Regions from separate parts of the Homo sapiens genome. Here region 1 is linked to region 2. A link is an interaction called in ENCODE POLR2A ChIA-PET data of the cell type or tissue named here. Cell type or tissue: GM12878. All regions are shown on one strand. Links, peaks and the distances in the headings refer to the core of each region. The heading gives the core; the rest is flanking DNA.

Region 1 (5,367 bases), core at 256-5,255, 69 kb before region 2:
AAGAGGTCACAGATGGGGCCCGGCTGGTGTGCAGGGGGCTCAGGGGCCCCTCCCTCCCAGGAAGAAGCCCCTCCCCCACCCGCCCAGCCACGCTGGGGTGAGGGCTGCCGGGGCGTGGGCAGGGGAGGGGCGAGCCTAGAAGGGAAACTGCCAGGACCCTTGGTGGGGGCTGACCCTCACCAGACCGAGAATTAAACAAATAGAAACAAAGATGTAATAGGGGCCGGGTGCGGTGGCTCATGCCTGTAATCTCAGCACTTTGGGAGGCTGAGACAGGCACATCACGAGGTCAGGAGATTGAGACCATCCTGGCTAACATGGTGAAACCCCGTCTCTACTAAAAATACAAAAAATTAGCTGGGCGTGGTGGCGGACACCTGTAGTCCCAGCTACTCGGGAGGCTGAGGCAGGAGAATGACGTGAACCTGGGAGGCAGAGCTTGCAGTGAGCGGAGAGCGTACCACTGCACTCCAGCCTAGGCGACAGCAAGACTGTGTCTCAAAAAAAAATAATAGTAATAATAAAAATTAACTTCCCTTAATTTTCTGATATTTAAAGATTACAACATACTTCAAGAACATGACTCATTGTTTTTACTTAAAAAGTGAGTTTTATCTTTTTCTTGTTTACTTCACATACTACACTGATGTAAATATCCTTTTAAAAATTTTATTTATTGAATGTAAACTTTTATTATTATTATTATTTTTTGGATATAGTATCTTCCACTGTCGCCCAGGCTGGAGTGCAGTGGCATGATCTTGGCTCACTGCAACTTCCGGGTTCAGGGGTGGTAGACGCCTGTAGTCCCAGCTACTTGGGAGGCTGAGGCAGGAGAATGGCGTGAACCCGGGAGGTGGAGCTTGCAGTGAGCCGAGATCGAGCCACTACACTCCAACTTGGGTGACAGAGTGAGACTCTCTCAAAAAACAAACAAACAAAAACAAACAGAAACAAAGATGTAATAGGAAGATCCAAGTCAAAAGCTGACTCTTGGAAAAAACTAATATAGTTTAAAACTATAAAAAACTAACATAGGGCCGGGCGCAGTGGTTCACGCCTGTAATCCCAGCACTTTGGGAAGCCAAGGCAGGTGGATCACATGAGGTCAGGAGTTCAAGACCAGCCTGGCCAACATGGTGAAACCCCGTCTCTACTAAAATACACAAATTAGCCGGACATAGATGGCGGGTGCCTGTAATCCCAGCTACTCGGGAGGCTGAGGCAGGAGAATCGCTTGAACCCAGGAGGCAGAGGTTGCAGTGAGCCAAAATCGCACCATTGCACTCCAGCCTGGGCAACAAGAGCAAAACTCTGTCTCAAAAATAAATAAATAAATAAAAATTAAAAAAAAAAAACAGTTACTTTAGAAATATATATATATATATATATATATATATATATATATATATATATAGAGAGAGAGAGAGAGAGAGAGAGAGAGAGAGAGAGAGAGAGAGAGACGGAGTCTTGCTGTGTTGCCCAGGCTGGAGCGCAGTGGTGCGATCTCAGCTCACTGCAACCTCCCCTCCCGGGTTCAAGTGATTCCCCTGCCTCAGCCTCTTGAGTAGCTGGGATTACAGGCACCTGCCACCATGCCTGGCTAATTTTTGTATTTTTAGTAGAGACGTGGTTTCTCTATGTTGGCCAGGATGGTCTCAAACTGCTGACCTCAGGTGATCTGCCTGCCTCAGCCTCCCAAAGTGCTGGGATTACAGGCATGAGCCACTGCACCCAGTGTAGAATGTTTTATATTTACAGAAAAAAAATGTGAAGACAGATCAGGGAGTTCCTGCGTGCCCCTCCCCCAGTTTCCCTCTCGCTGGCGTCCTAATTCTCATGGTCCCTTTGTCACAATCAGTGAGCCAGTGTTGGGACGTCGAGTCAGCTGACATCCAGGCTTTCTCCAGATTCCCTTAGTTACTGAAGGTCCCTTTCTCTCCAGGACACCACGTGACATTCTGTCTCTCTTCCACGGGCTCCTCCTGAGTGACGTTTCTCAGCTTTTCCCGGTCCTTGATGACCTCAGCAGCCTTGAGGGGCGCTGCTCGGGTGTTTGTGGGGCGTCCCTCAGTTGGGCTCCGTCTGCTGAGTTTCTCACGCTGAATCCGGTGATGGTCGGGAGGAAGAGAATGGGGGCGGGGCTTCCTCCCACCACATCACATGGGGGACACCATCAGCGCGACCTTCACTGCCCATGTTGACCTTGGTCACCTGGCTGAGGTTCCCCCACCCTAACCCTGCACCTCTCCGTCTTTTTCTTTTTGAACTGTCCTCTCTGGATGAAGTCCCTGTGTGTGGCCCTCACCTCCCCCGGAAGGGGAATCCACACACATTTGCAACTTTGCTGCACCGAGATCATTTGTCTCTGCTCTCCCATGGGTGGGCACAGCCCTTCACTGACATCCGTGTGGACCTCAGGTGTTTTACACTTTGGCTCACACCCTACTGTCACATCCGGTTTTGTGGCTCACATCAGGCCAGCTGCAGCTACTGGCAGCTTTTCCATTGGCTTCTGCGTCCTTCTCTGCGAAATGGTTTTTTTTTTTTTTTTTTTGAGATGGAGTTTTGCTCTTGTCGCCAGGCTGGAGTGCAGTGGTGGGATCTGGGCTCACCGCAACCTCCGCCTCCTGGGTTCAAGTGATTCTCCTGCCTCAGCCTCCTGAGTAGCTGGGACTACAGATACCCGCCACCACACCTGGCTAATTTTTGTATCTTTTAGTAGAGACGGGGTTTCTCCATGTTGGCCAGGCTGGTCTTGAACTCCCGACCTCAGGTGATCCGCCCGCCTCTGCCTCCCAAAGCGCTGGGATTACAGGCGTGAGCCACCGCGCCCGGCCTCTGCGATATGGTTTGACGCACACACCCACGAAACTATCATTGCAATCAGGGGGCAGCTGTGTTGGTCGCCCTAAAGATTCCCTGAGCCCCCCTGGAGTCCCTCCCTCCCTCCTCTTTCCACCACCTCCCCTGCCCCCAGGCCACTGCTGTGTTTCCGTCGCTGGAGATGAGCCTGGCTTTCTGGGGCTTCGCGTCCAGTCCACGTGCACCACCTTTCTCGCTGCCTGACGCCCTCCGCCCTCCGCCCTCCGCCCTCCGCCCTCTGCCCCACGCGGTTATTTTGGGGCTTGCAGGTTGTTGAGAGCATCAGTAGCTCCTTCGTTCACTGCTGGGCAGTGTCGCGTTGCACAGATACATCACGATTTGTTCTCCTTCACCTGTGGGTGGACCTGGGGGTGTTTCCAGTTTGGGGCCATTACAGATAAAGCCGCCGTGGGCACACGCATCGTGCGTGGGTGTGTGCTATATCTCTTTTGGGTAAATACCCAGGAAGGCAATAGCCAGGTCCTATGATGGTGTAGCTTAATTTTTAAAATACTGACGCACTGTTTTCCAGTCCTTTCAAGATAGGCCTTTCTCCTTCCTGTAGCCGCCTTGGGGGGTCAAGAGCACCCAGGGAGCAACACCAGGGCTACCTGGTCCACTCGAGGCCGTGGGAGTGGGAGAGGGTCTCACTGAAACCCCCGAGCTTGCGGCAAGGCAGCAGAGGACCTGGCGTGCCTGTGGCTGAGACTGGACAGAAGTTTCTTTCTGTTTCTTGCAAACATCCAGTCATGGAGGCTTCCAGCGCCAGGTGTGCGGTCCGGCCCCTCTCTAGGACAGCTTCCCGGGAGCGCACCTGGCGTCCTGCTCTCTGTGCAGATTCAGCCACCAGGCCACACAAACACAGCCGGGGAAGCAGGGAGCTACAGCCTAGGTTTCCATGTCGAGCCAGAGGAGGTCCCTCCCTGGGTGTGGCCCGAGTCTCCTTCCTCTGCCGAGCAGGGAGTGGCAGGTTGTGCGGGGGCTGGGGAGGACAGGCGGCTTTGATGCCGTGTGGTCAGGCAGGTGCTGAACCCTGGGGCACTGCCACGCCTACAGCTGCCCAAGGCAGCAATCGTTGGGTTCACAGACCCCCTGCCCGTCTGAGGTCAGCGCCAGGCCTGCAGGGCCCCTGGTCAGCGAGCGTCTGCCCAGGGTGCCCCACGGTCACAGGGGGCTGAACCCCGGCGCTGTCCAGCCTGAGGGGAGGGGGAGAGCAGAAGAGAAACTACCCCAAGCCCCAGAACCACCTCCAGGGCCAGGGTGGGCACGGTGCTCCCTCTCCCCTGCCAGGCCTGGGATGGTCCCCCCTGGAAGGGTCACAGGACAGTGTGGGTATGAGATGGGCCCCCTCCCCCAACTCCCAGGTGCCTCTGAAGGGGTTCCCCGAGCCTGCTTGCTGCTCCCTGAGCTGACCCCCAGCCCCAGCCCTGCAGCCCACCCACCCCGTGCCTCGCCTTGCCGCCCAGCGGTGGAGTCTGTTCTCCCCTCATCCAGGGGCTTCCGCTGGCTCCGGAACAGCAACCCCCAGACCCCAGGCCCACATCCTCAGCCCGGCCTTAGAGCCCAGCCCTCTCCTCCTCCCTGCCCCCAGCCGGCCCCATCTCCTGGGCTCGTGGCCTTTCCTGGTTTGGGAGGTCAGCGATGGCTCCAGGGCAGGCCTGGGGCCCCATCGACAGAAAGAGGACGCCTGCCTTGAATGCGGAAGGACCCGCCGGCTTCACCATCCAGTGTGGGGTTCTTTCATCCCACAAGGACTCAGACCCCATGGGAAGGGTGCTCTGTGCTGGCCTCTGGCCCCACTGGCATGTGGACTGCCTCCTCTTCCTCTGTCTGACATCTGTCTGCCAGGCTGGGCCGTCCTCATGCTGGCATCTGCCGCGTCTCCTGCCCTGAGCACTCCCAGGCCCTGGGCTCTGTGTCCCGAGTCAGGCAGGGACGGGGCAAGACGCTCATCGGCATCCTCCCAGCCAACTCGGGGTCCGGCCTGAGGATCCCTACAACCCTGAGCCCCCTCCCAGGGCAGAGTCCCCGTGGGGACAGAGCCAGGGACCCGCTCTGATCACCACTGAAGTGCACAGTTGCTGGCTGGATGGAAAAAACCCAAATCCCAGTTAATCCACACAAACCTAAGAAATAAGACAATTTCCTGCAAAACAAAATAGCTTTTTCCACCAGCATTCCTCTCCAACGGGGCCCACACGTCCACATCCCTTGGGAGATGTTTCAGAAGAAACAAGGGAGACTGTATCACAGAGCAAAGGCCCTGTGTGCATGCGCGCGTGTGTGTATATGTGCCTGTGTGTGCCTGTGTGCATGTGTGTACCTGTGCACGTGTGTGCGTGTGTGCATGCATGGGTGTGCCTGTGAGTGCCTGTGTGTGTACACGTGTGCCTGTGTGTGCCTGTGTGCACACGTGTGTGCCTCTGTGTGTTCACATGTATCTGGCATGTGTACGCCTAGGCAGGCGGTGCACAGAGATGGAGACAATGTTTCAACCTCCCT
Region 2 (5,326 bases), core at 1-5,000:
GGTGGCACTTTAAACTTTCCAGTACTCACATTAAAAATAATAAAAAGATAAAATTAACTGTAATGACGTACTATATTTAACCCCATGTATCCAAAATCGTATTTCAAATTGCTATTTTAAAATTATTAATTTTACATTCTTTGTGGTAAACCTCCGAAATCCAGGGAGTATCGATAACTGGAGCACATCTAAGCTGGACCCGGCTCTGCTGGGAGCTACCAGGCTGGGCAGCGTGGCTCTAAAACCAGCCTAGCCTGCCTGCCCCTCCTCCCAGCCTGCAGGCCCCATGCACCTGAGGATGCTGGCCAGGCAGAAGGAGCAGTACCGGTGGCCACACTGCGCCTGGAAGGGCCTGCGGAGGACGTTTCTGCAGGCGGAGCACAGGTACTTGGCTTCCAGCTTGGTCCCCAGGAGGGTCTTGGAGAAGCCGGGCTGTAGCAACTCCAGGGAGCCAGGGGGGGTCACGCTAGCTGCAGCCATGAGAGCTGTGACCCCCGCGAACAAAGCCCTAAGGAAGAACACACAGCACGTTACACCTCAATTCCAGAACAGTCCTCGAGACAAAACCAAACCAATGGTGATCAGTAGCAGGCGATGGTGAGGGGCCGGGTCCCCACTGACCTGCGGTCAAGACTCAGAGAAGCAGAATCGCAGAGCTTCAGGGAGCCTTGGAGACCCTCTAGTCCCATCTCCCGCCGCTAGTATGGAAACTCAGGCTCAGTGAGGCTGGGGACCACACAGCTGGCATCCACACAACCAACCCACAGCTCCAAAGAGACACAGACGCACGGGCTTCCTGCCACGCACAACCCCCTCCCCAGCTAGGGGAACAGGCTGCCTTCCTGTTAACACTAATGGTCAGAGGTTCTCAAGGCTCTAGGCCCTTTGGTCTCCCCCATGGTTCCTGCAATAAGCATGTTTTAGAGTGGTGGATGCCTTCTGAAATATATCTTACCAAACCCACTGGGCAGGAGACGCCTGCCTGCTGGCACTCAGGCTCTGAAGGCACTCAGGAGAGAGCCATGCCGCCAGACCAGCCCCTAGAGCGGGAATGTAGCACACCTGGGGCTGGCTAGTGCACTCCCTTTAGCTACCACGGGTTCCCCTCCAGCCCCGAGAGCGGGAATGTAGCACACCTGGAGCTGGCTAGTGCACTCCCTTTAGCTACCACGGGTTCCCCTCCAGCCCTGAGAGCGGGAACGTAGCACATCTGAGGCTGGCTAGTGCACTCCCTATAGCTACCACGGATTCCCCTCCAGCCCCGAGAGCGGGAACGTAGCACACCTGAGGCTGGCTAGTGCACTCCCTTTAGCTACCACGGGTTCCCCTCCAGCCCCGAGAGCGGGAACGTAGCACACCTGAGGCTGGCTAGTGCACTCCCTATAGCTACCACGGGTTCCCCTCCAGCCCCGAGAGCGGAACGTAGCACACCTGGAGCTGGCTAGTGCACTCCCTTTAGCTACCACGGGTTCCCCTCCAGCCCTGAGAGCGGGAACGTAGCACACCTGGGGCTGCCTAGTGCATTCCCTTTAGCTACCACGGGTTTCCCTCCAGCCCCGAGAGCGGGAACGTAGCACACCTGGGGCTGCCTAGTGCACTCCCTTTAGCTACCACGGGTTCCCCTCCAGCCCCGAGAGCGGAACGTAGCACACCTGGGGCTGGCTAGTGCATTCCCTTTAGCTACCACGGGTTTCCCTCCAGCCCCTAGAGCAGGAATGTGGCGCACCTGGGGCTGGCTAGTGCATTCCCTTTAGCTACCACGGGTTTCCCTCACTTCAGACGATACACATGGCCTTCAGAGCCCTCCATGTGCCAGCCCTGCCCTGGCACCTTGCTGTCCACTAGAACTCAGTAAGCCCCACCAAGGCAGCCACAGACGGCCTCAGCGCCCTGCACCATGCCCTCTCCTTCTGCCTAAGCACCAAGGCCACCAGTGATGGCCTCAGCCACTCAGTGCCATGCCCACTCTTCCTGCTTCTCTGAGCATCATCCAGCCAATACCTGCACCTCACCCTTCCTTTTGAATTAACCGCAGCTCTTCCTCCCTCAGCGTCCCGGGCAGAGACTCCACTGGGCTCTGCTCTCCTTACAGAGCATCCCCAGGTGGGTTTCTCTCTCCCCTTCTGAACATGGAGCCCCTGTTGTGTGGGAACCTCAGGAAGGGGCCTGGTCAGGGTTGGGCTGATGTTGAGGACAGAGGAAGGGAACAATGAGGATGCCTAGACCCATTCACTGGGCAGAGTGAGCAGACAAGGAGAGCGAGCAGTCACCCGGCAGGCACACCAAGCATTTCCTCGAGGTCTGTCTCCCTCTCAACGAACTACAACTCTCACGCCTGTAATCTCAGCACTTTGGGAGGCCGAGGTGGGCAGATCATGAGATCAGGAGTTCGGGACCATCCTGGCTAACACGGTGAAACCCCGTCTCTATTAAAAATACAAAAAATTAGCCGGGCGTGGCGGCGGGCGCCTGTAGTCCCAGCTACTCAGGAGGCTGAGGTTGCAGTGAGCCAAGATCGCGCCACTGTGCTCCAGCCTGGGTGACAGAGCGAGACTCCACTCAAAAAAAAAAGCGGGGAGAGACAGGCACTCGGTTCCCCCCAACCTTATAAGCGGTTTGGGTAAAGCTTGAGTCCAAAGACTTCAAAGCTTCTAGCTGAAGTGAAGATTGTTCACACGTGCTGGCCCTATCAAGCACAAGGAACTTCCACGGCACAGACGCCCAAGAGAACAGACTCGAAACACAACCGGACAGCAAACATGGAGCTTCCCAAGTAGCAACAGGAAGCTGCGGATGAGAAAGGCAGACCCATGCGTCTCCACAGCCTCACACCCGGAACCAGGGCCGGTCATGAGGACCCGAAACCCACTGCTCCTTCGCAACAGCCTCCAGTGCCTTCTTGCGCTCCCCGTGGGGGCACGTGTCACCTGATGCTCGCCTGCCATGCTCCTCCTTCCAAAAGCAGCCCGAGGGCCAGGGCTAGCTCTAAGTATGCTCTGTCCCCAGTCCCGGCCCCTGAGAGCCTAGTGAGAGGAGGCAGGAATTGGGGTCATCTCTCTGGCAGGGAAGCAGTCTTGATTCAGGGAACTGGGGACAGCTAGAGAGGGACTTCCAGTGGGGGTGGGGGGGCTCACTCCTAGAAGGTGGACTGCAGGCAGAGCAACCTGGGAAAGAGGTGGAGGAAGGACAGGGGCATGGTGTCGGCTGAGATCCCCAGGAGGCAGCCCAGGGAGGCAGGGACTGACAGGCCCTGGCCTAAGGGTGGAGGGCGGCCTCCAGAGTCCCCTCCCAAGAGGGCAACCTGGGGTGGCAATTTATTTACTTAAGGAATGACTTCTCAGAACCATTCCTTTTTTTTTTTTTTTTTTTTCCTTAAACAGAGTCTTACGCTCTGTCACCTAGGCTGGAGTGCAGTGGAGCAATCTGTCACTGCAACCTCCACCTCCTGGGTTCAAGCAATTCTCATGCTTCAGCCTCCCAAGTAACTGGGACCACAGGTACCCGCCACCACAGGTGGCTAATTTTTTGTATTTTTCAGATGGGGTTTCACCATGTTGGCCAGGATGGTCTTAAACTCCTGGCCTCATGTGATCCAACCTTGCCCTCCCAATGTGCTGGGATTCCAGGTAGGAGCCACCGTGCCTGGCCCATTCCAACATTTAAATGACAAATGCATTTTCCCTTTTTTCTCCAGGAAGGACAGTAGATGCTGACCGCTCTGTGCCTGGACGACAGCCCCAAGATGGGGGCCTTGCTGTTCTACTTGAGCCTGACTGATGCCTCCAGGCAGGCTGTTAGGTCAGCTCAGCCACAGGTCCTAACACTGCACACCTGCTCTGCTGTCCTTCCAAGGCCCAAGTTGCCAAAAGAGTGTCCCGGAAGCCTTAGGTCACTTGCCTCCTCAAAGCAGCATGGACCCACCCACCAGGCAGAACCGCAGCAGGAAGGCTGTGGCCCCAGGAGTGAGGAAAACGAAGCACCACTGTGTGCCCGACACGGTGGCGTGGGTCACCCGGCCCCAGAGCTGCTCACCTGAAAGGGGCTGACCTCTCCCAGCAGGCCCAGGACCGGCAAGTTTTGGATGAACCCAAAAGGCCAGAACACTGCTGAGGCCCTTCTCCTCTCACCTCTGCCCCGGTTGCTGTGCCAGAAAGAGGTCTTCCCAGCTCTCAGGACCGCTCCACCATTCACCAGGGACTCAGCCAAACCCAGGAGGCTTTCATTTTTCTTTAGAAACAGGGGTCTCACTATGTTTCCCTAGCTGGAGTACGCTGTCTATTCACAAGTGTGATCATGCACACTACAGGTTGGAAGTCCTGGGCTCAAGCGATCCTCCCGCCAGTTTCTCCAGTGGCTGGGACTACAGGTGAGTGCACCTCCATGCCCAGCTATCCAGGATGCTTTCTGAGCCCATTCCTTGTCCAATCACAGGCCAATTCCACTGGCTCTGCCTCCATGCTGCCAGCACTAGCCCCTTCTCTGGCCCCGACCCTGCTCTCTGCTCCTCCTTCATACCCACAATAGGGCACCCCTCACTGAGGGCTCCCTAGGAACATCCTGGGCACTCAGAAGGAAACCCGGCCACTGGGTTTAGCCCCATCTGGCCTTGTCCCCCTCCATCCTCATGATGCCCCCAATCCCCCTGCTCTCCTCTGTTCCCTTAACACCTTTGCCCTGCTTGGAAGAGCCCCGGTGCTGGTCCCTATGGATCTGCACACCTGCCCCTTGGCAACCCTGAGGTGGGCCTAAGAAGCCTGCGCCCAGGACAAGGCCCAGCAGCCTTCCGAGACTTGCCTCCAACTCCCATGTAATGTCCCCAGATCTCAAAAAGTGGAAGGAAAGTTTACCTGTAAACCCCTGAAAAAGGGCCACTACCAGCCAGGTGCGGTGGCTCACGCCTGTAATCCCAGCACTTTGGGAGGCCGAAGCAGGCAGATCACGAGGTCAAGAGATCGAGACCATCCTGGCCAACATGGTGAAACCCTGTCTCTACTAAAAATACAAAAATTAGCCGGACATTGTGGTGTGTGCCTGTAATCCCAGCTACTGTGGAGGCTGAAGCAGGAGAATTGCTTGAACCCAGCAAGCAGAGGTTGCAGTGAGCTGAGATCATACCACTTCACTCCAGCCTGGGCGATGAGGCAAGACTCCATTTCAAAAAAAAAAAAAAAAAGGCCAGGCGCAGTGGCTCACACCTGTAATCCCAGCACTTTCGGAGGCCAAGGCAGGAGAATCACGAGGTCAGGAGTTTGAGACCAGCCCGACCAACATGGTGAAACCCCATCTCTAGTAAAAATACAAAAATTAGCCGGGCGTGGTGGTGCAC

What was found. ChIA-PET counts read pairs that join two places held together with the same protein. Peaks named below come from ENCODE experiments on the same cell type or tissue, not always from the same donor. Only the 100,000 strongest peaks of a DNase experiment are listed, where the experiment ranks them.
Region 1: POLR2A ChIA-PET joins it to region 2 with 7 read pairs; 6 of 35 experiments call an interaction of 5 or more read pairs at or near these places.

What each region holds. Positions count from the first base shown.
Region 1 is chr9:136,962,923-136,968,289 of GRCh38, reverse strand. No RefSeq gene overlaps it. Among named protein-coding and RNA genes, the nearest start is that of LINC02692, 3.8 kb to the left of the region's middle. RefSeq lists an enhancer at 1-323. In GM12878, for the core only: no CTCF peak of the experiment used is centred there; a DNase peak (open chromatin) is centred at 2,451.
Region 2 is chr9:136,893,895-136,899,220 of GRCh38, reverse strand. TRAF2 (TNF receptor associated factor 2) reads right to left here. Exons shown (of 11, transcript NM_021138.4): 2 at 293-508. The coding sequence starts at 480. Among named protein-coding and RNA genes, the nearest start is that of MIR4479, 9.8 kb to the right of the region's middle. In GM12878, for the core only: no CTCF peak of the experiment used is centred there; no DNase peak of the experiment used is centred there; H3K27ac peaks cover 917 bases.